Regions from separate parts of the Homo sapiens genome. Here region 2 is linked to region 1. A link is a loop called in an ENCODE intact Hi-C map of the cell type or tissue named here. Cell type or tissue: ascending aorta. All regions are shown on one strand. Links, peaks and the distances in the headings refer to the core of each region. The heading gives the core; the rest is flanking DNA. Region 1 has its middle 7.9 kb from the start of STRA6. Region 2 overlaps CCDC33 (coiled-coil domain containing 33).

What was found. A loop is a pair of places that touch in the nucleus more often than their neighbours do. Peaks named below come from ENCODE experiments on the same cell type or tissue, not always from the same donor. Only the 100,000 strongest peaks of a DNase experiment are listed, where the experiment ranks them.
Region 2: it touches region 1 in a loop (2.8-fold over the local background); 2 of 110 quality-filtered maps call a loop at or near these places.

What each region holds. Positions count from the first base shown.
Region 1 is chr15:74,209,253-74,212,155 of GRCh38, reverse strand. It overlaps a transcript of STRA6 not described here and a transcript of CCDC33 not described here. Among named protein-coding and RNA genes, the nearest start is that of STRA6, 7.9 kb to the right of the region's middle. In ascending aorta, for the core only: no CTCF peak of the experiment used is centred there; a DNase peak (open chromatin) is centred at 1,473; H3K27ac peaks cover 1,474 bases.
Region 2 is chr15:74,316,729-74,319,631 of GRCh38, reverse strand. The region is part of intron 11 of CCDC33 (coiled-coil domain containing 33); the gene reads right to left. CCDC33-AS1 (CCDC33 antisense RNA 1) reads left to right here. Exons shown (of 2, transcript XR_007064711.1): 1 at 1-112. Among named protein-coding and RNA genes, the nearest start is that of CCDC33-AS1, 1.5 kb to the left of the region's middle. RefSeq lists an enhancer at 1-506. In ascending aorta, for the core only: no CTCF peak of the experiment used is centred there; DNase peaks (open chromatin) are centred at 1,021 and 1,621; H3K27ac peaks cover 2,500 bases.

The DNA.
Region 1 (2,903 bases), core at 310-2,809:
TCCTGCAGCACTGGGGACAGACAGAGCAGGTAAGGCGGGAAAGAGGGCAGGAGATGGCAGGGGCAGCACTGAGTCAGCACAAGACAAGGCCCAAGATCAGAGATTTAGGCATGGCCCAGGCTAGCTTAGAAAAGGTACTGCCTAAAACCTTTAGGAGGAGAGACACAAACTTCACAGCCAGACTGGGGAGTGGGGAGCAAAACAAAGAGCAGGAGAGAGAAACAAAAAGGAAACAACAGAGAGAGTGATAGAGAGAAAACACAGAGTTAGACAGAGAAAGAAGGAGGAGGAGAGACAGAAGGAAAGTAGAGAGAGACAGAAGGAAAGGAGGGAGACTGAGTCAGACACAGAGAGGGTGAAACAGAGAGTGGCATACCAGGGACAGGCAGAGAGACTGATGGACAGGGGCAGAAAGGCAGACAGGAGGACAACCAGATAGAAAGAGAGAAAGGGGCTGAGCACCGTGACTCATACCTGTAATCCCAGCACTTTGGGAGGCCGAGGTGGGCAGATCACCTGAGGTTAGGAGTTCGAGACCAGCCTGACCAACATGGAGAAACCTCATCTCTACTAAAAATACAAAAAAATTCAGCCGGGCATGGTGGTGCATGCCTGTAATCCGAGCTACTCGGGAGGCCGAAGCAGGAGAATCGCTTGAACCCAGGAGGCGGAGGTTGCAGTGGACTGAGATAGCACCATTGCACTCCAGCCTGGGCAACAAGAGCCAAACTCCATCTCAAAAAAAAAAAAAAAAAAAAAAAAGCCAGGGGCAGATATTGACAGAGAGACCCAGCAGTAGGCAGGGGTTCTGCTGTGTTATCAGACAGAGTATTGAGAGGTGTGTCCCAATCCTGCAATTTGGCTTAATCAACACTTGGGGCCTTCCCTCAATCCCAGAAGGAGTCTCCCAGCCATAGAATGAAACGGAGTCCAAGCTCTAGGAAGGAATGTTCTTGGGGGAAAAAGCAGTGAGGTGTGTGTGTGTGTGTGTGTGTGTGTGTGCGTGTGCGTGCGTAGTGGTGGGGGGGAATCTCTGGCAAAACTTCCCCTAGGTCAGTCACTGACCCTGGCACATCATGTGGCCTCTCTGGGCTTAAGTTTCTTTTGGATGTGTTGGAGTCTGGGGTACAGCAGGAGTCTCCTTCAGCCTTATAATCTGGCCTTAGCTAAGGCTCTGTCTTTGCCAGTAACTTACTGCTCTATTCTACTTAACTCATGACTTCTATCTCATAGTCCAAGATGGCTGCCTGAGATCCAGCTATCACAACTGTTTTTCACCCAGCTAGAAGGAGGAGGGGGTAAAGAGAACACCTCTCTTTTTGAGAACACAACCTGGGAATTGTGCTCAACACTCTTTTTCCAAGTCACTGGCCAATACCTAGTCTAAGGGCTACATCTAGCTTCAAGGGAGACTGGGAAGTGTGCAATATTGGGCTGGGGACGGAATCAAATTCACACAGCTCAGTGATGCCTTCACAGCTCCTTACTCACAGCAGGCTTATTTAAAAAGAATTACACATGCAGTATGAGTTTTAAAATATGCATTTCAAACAAGTGAAAAATCCTGCTTCATTCTCCAAAATTCACCCCTCCCCCAAGTGTGACCACTGTGAACAGTTTGCTGTGTGTCTGCCAGATTCACTTTTTATGTGTACACACATACATACACATATGTCTACCTAGTTAAAGAAGCATAAAATGAGATCACGATTTATGTATTGTTCAGCAACTTGCTTTCTTGGTTACTGTTACTTGGCAATATGTCTTGGAGGTTCTGCCACGTCAGTCCAGAGAATTACCTCATTCTTTTTATCAGCAAAATAGTACTTCAGTGTGTCAACTTATCAGCATTGATGGATGGATATTGGGGTTGTTGCCAATTATTTTTGCCATTACAAACGGCCTTGGGAATTTTGTCTCCATATATATGCATGCAGGCATTCCTTGGGAATGGATTCCTAAAAGTGTGCCAAAGGTTAATTTTCTCTTTATGTGGGTTTAACCCTTTGGAACTAAAAATCCTCTTCTCCATGGACAAGATGGTGATCAGATCCAAGCTGGCTGGCTGCTTCCCTTTCTCGGCTTGAGCTGCTCTCTCTCTCCCTCTCTCCCTGCCTCTCCTGGGCAGGCCTGGCTCTGGCATTGTCCTTCTCTCTTCCAGGGTCTTTTACTATCATTGGAAGCCAATCTCACATACAAAAGCCTGTGGTCCCACCTTTTTATAGATGGCACTCCCTTTCTCCTTCAAGGAAGAGACTGCCTCTCCAGGGCCCTTCTCCTGAGAATTTAGGGCCCCGCTTCTTGGCCCGGCCTTTATCTACTCTCTCCCTGCCCTGCTTGCCACAGCACCTAGGTGGAGCACCCTCTGAGCACCATTTCCTTCCCCAGTCTTGTCTGCATCCCTGCAGGATACCCCCTCTAGGAAGGGGAGGGAGGGGTAGGGAGAGCCTGTGCTCAGGTGAGGGGGGATGCAGCCGACTGTCCAGCAGCGTTGGAGGTTGCAGGCATGTACTTGGGGTGAAGAGCAGGACTCCAGAACCCCAGCCTGTCTGTGAGAAGTGAGAAATAGAAGAGAAAGCTCCGAGGGGGCCTTTTTCACTTCCCCTGGGAATAGATCATACCTGGAATTCCAGCCCTGAAGCCCTGTGATGACTCCCCTTAGCTGTGGTCAGGGCCCTCAGCCCAGCTGGGCAGCAGCAGGATGCAGATCCGGTTATTAAGAGCCGAGCTGGTGGTTCCCCTCTGGCAATTCATCAGGCAGTGGCCCCCTGGGAGTGATGGATGGGGACAAATGGAGGTAAGTAGGGGGTTCCTCAGCTTCTCTAAGGCCACATCTGGGGAAACTCAGCCATCAAAGCCCTGTGCAGGCTTCTCCACTGAGGTGACTCTGAGGGCCAAGGAGA
Region 2 (2,903 bases), core at 300-2,799, 110 kb before region 1:
AAGACCCCCGGGCTATCCCAAGACAGGCCATCAGTCATGACTCCTTGGGTATTGGGCCAGAGTCCAGCCTCTGCTGACAGCAGATTGGGGCCAGCCCTTGCTCTCAGCCCAGGTGAGTACAGGGCTGGGCATTCAGCAGGTGGTGAGGGGCAGGCCCCAGTCCTGGTCTCACAGGCCCTGTTCACTCTTCCTCAAAGAACCCTTCCCCACTGGTCACCTCCTGCCAGAATCCTCCCTGGTTAGAGCTTTGCTGCCTCAGGAATGCCCCACATTGGGTGGGGGAAGAGCCCTGGCTGGAACCCAGAACCTTGGGTTCTGATCCAGCCTCTGCCCACAGCTGTCGAACGACCCGAAGCGAGGCCCTTGCCCACTCCGTGCCTGCTCATCTGCACCCTGTGGGGAATGACCCTTGTTGGGGTTGTCCTCTGGGATTCTTGCCAAAGGGGAAGAAGAAATGCTTTGGCAACTGGGGCCCAAACCAGAAGGGTTAGCACTTACTGGGGCGGCCCCAGCCCCCAGTCTGAGCTGCTGCTTCCACTGGATGCCCCATCTGCCACACCCACTCCTCCTCACAGCTCGGCACCACACATGCACTACCAGCAAGCCTTCCCAGGCTAGCCCAGGCTCAGCCACTTTCTAGGATCCAAGGCTGGACCTCCAAGACACCAGAGGTAGGGCCCAGACTAGCAGGAGGCAATGATCACTTCAAGGGATTTTCCCAGAAGCCCTTCTGTCCTCCCTCTCTGGATTACTGTGTGGGCTCAGGTGGCCTAGGCTGGAGCCAGGGGCCTTGCAAAAGATTCCTGTGACCACGGGCATCTAAGGGCCAAAGCCCTGGTCCTCTCCACCCTGCCTCCCACTTAAGAGGCTCTGGGAACACCTCTACTGGTTGCTGGGCAACACACCCCAACACACCTGCTGCTAGGCGAGCCAACCCATCTTCCCAGAACCAGTGGGCGAGGGGGCGACTTACAGAGAAGCTGTCAATGAGGCCTGGGGCAGCCTTGGGGGCTGGAGGGGATGGGGGCCCTGGCTCCCCCATCTTTACTGCTAGCAGTCCTGTTCCCCAGGATGGGTCCCCAGGGACTGTTGCTACAACAAGTGCCTGCCTGGTGACCAAGCCCAGCCCTGAGCTGGAAGCAGGCAGGCCCATGGGGCCACTTCCCCTTTGTTCCAGGGTGGGGGGTGTCTGGGTGGGGTGGCTGAAATCATGCAAGGTTCACTCCTTGGCCACAGAATTGTATGGAGACAGCAGGGCCGGGGAGGGCTGTGGGGCCCTTCAGGGCTCCGGCCTTCTGACTCCCCTGGCCCAGGCTCAGAGTCCCTCCTCCCTCACCTGCCCTTGGCTACACCTTGGTTCCTGCCTCCCCCTCAACTCCCTCCGCTCTTCTCCACTTTCTCTGCCTCCTGGTTACCCCCATACCCTGTCTCCCCTTTCTCTCCCACTGAGCCTCACCCTCTGTCCCTGAGTCTCCTCCTCCCCCTCCCCCTTAGTCTCTCTGCTCCCTGATTCCCCCTTGTCCCCTCAGGAGTCCTCCCCACCCCGCAGCAGCACAAGCTGGGCTCACTCTCCTCCCTGCAGCTGCAGTGTGGCTTAGGGCCCCACGCCTGGTCCCTGGGGACTTCCTCTGGCTGCTTTCCTGATGCTCTGGACAAATTCCTTTCTCTTTAGTTCAGCGGAGACATGGGTGGATGTTTTTGAAAGAAACTCACTGGGAAGCAAAAAAAAAAAAAAAAAAAAAAACAAACCCAAACAAGCCAGCCCGCCACCTAGAAACGGCCCTGGTCATGAAGGCAGAATGTCTGATATAACTGGCTTCAGCCTGGGTTGCGGAGACCCCCTCCTGGGGCATGGAGGGGCCTGCCTGCCTTTCCCCAGCTGAACTGGGTTCAGCCTGTCTGTCCCAGACAAGCTTGGTCCCAAAGGCTTTCATGATAGGGCCCTCCACCTGGACCTAGCAAGATGCTGACCAGCACTGGGACTTCATAAATATTTGTTTACTTGTTTAATGAATGAATAGATGACTTACAGTGTTCTTTGGGGCCTCAATGGTGGCACAATAATAATCCCTGACTGGACAAGCCAAGACAGTCACCTCTACCCGTTTCAAAATCTCCACCCCTGCTGCTGGGTGCCCAGCTCAGCACTCTGCACAGGGTTGGGGGGCCTCTGGCTTCTGCCGGTGTTGTGGAGGGCGCTTCCTTTTCTCATTTGCAGGCCTCATGTTTCACTTACTCTTTTTCTTTTTTCCTTTTTTTGAAATGGAGTCTGGCTCTGTCTCTTGCTCTGTCTCCCAGGCTGGAGTACAGTGGCGCGATCTGGGCTCACTGCAAGCTCCGCCTCCCGGGTTCATGCCATTCTCCTGCCTCAGCCTCCCGAGTAGCTGGGACTACAGGTGCCTGCCACCATGCCTGGCTAATTTCTTGTATTTTTTTAGTAGAGACTGGGTTTCACCGTGTTAGCCAGGATGCTCTCGATCTCCTGACCTCGTGATCCACCTGCCTCAGCCTCCCAAAATGCTGGGATTACAGGCATGAGCCACTGCACCTGGCCCACTCCACTTTTTCTTAATGGGGACACTTCCTCTGAACAATAGGGACAAGTAGGGGAGTGGCACAAGACAATCCCCATACTCCTATTAGTTCTTATTTGAGTGGGCCTGGTGAAGTGGAAAGATAGTGGGCTCTGTTACTAAGCAGCTGTGTGACTTTGGACAGGTCACTTAACCTCTCTAAGCCTGTTTTCTCCTCTGTAAAATGGAGTGCATCACTGTGCCCATCTCATAACGCTGTTGGGGATTAAATGAGGCTGCGAGTGTACACGTCCGAGCAGCGTCTGGCATATAAGAGTGGCTCCAGAAATATTACTCCCTCCTCTGTGCAACTCTCATGAGGGGCTCTGG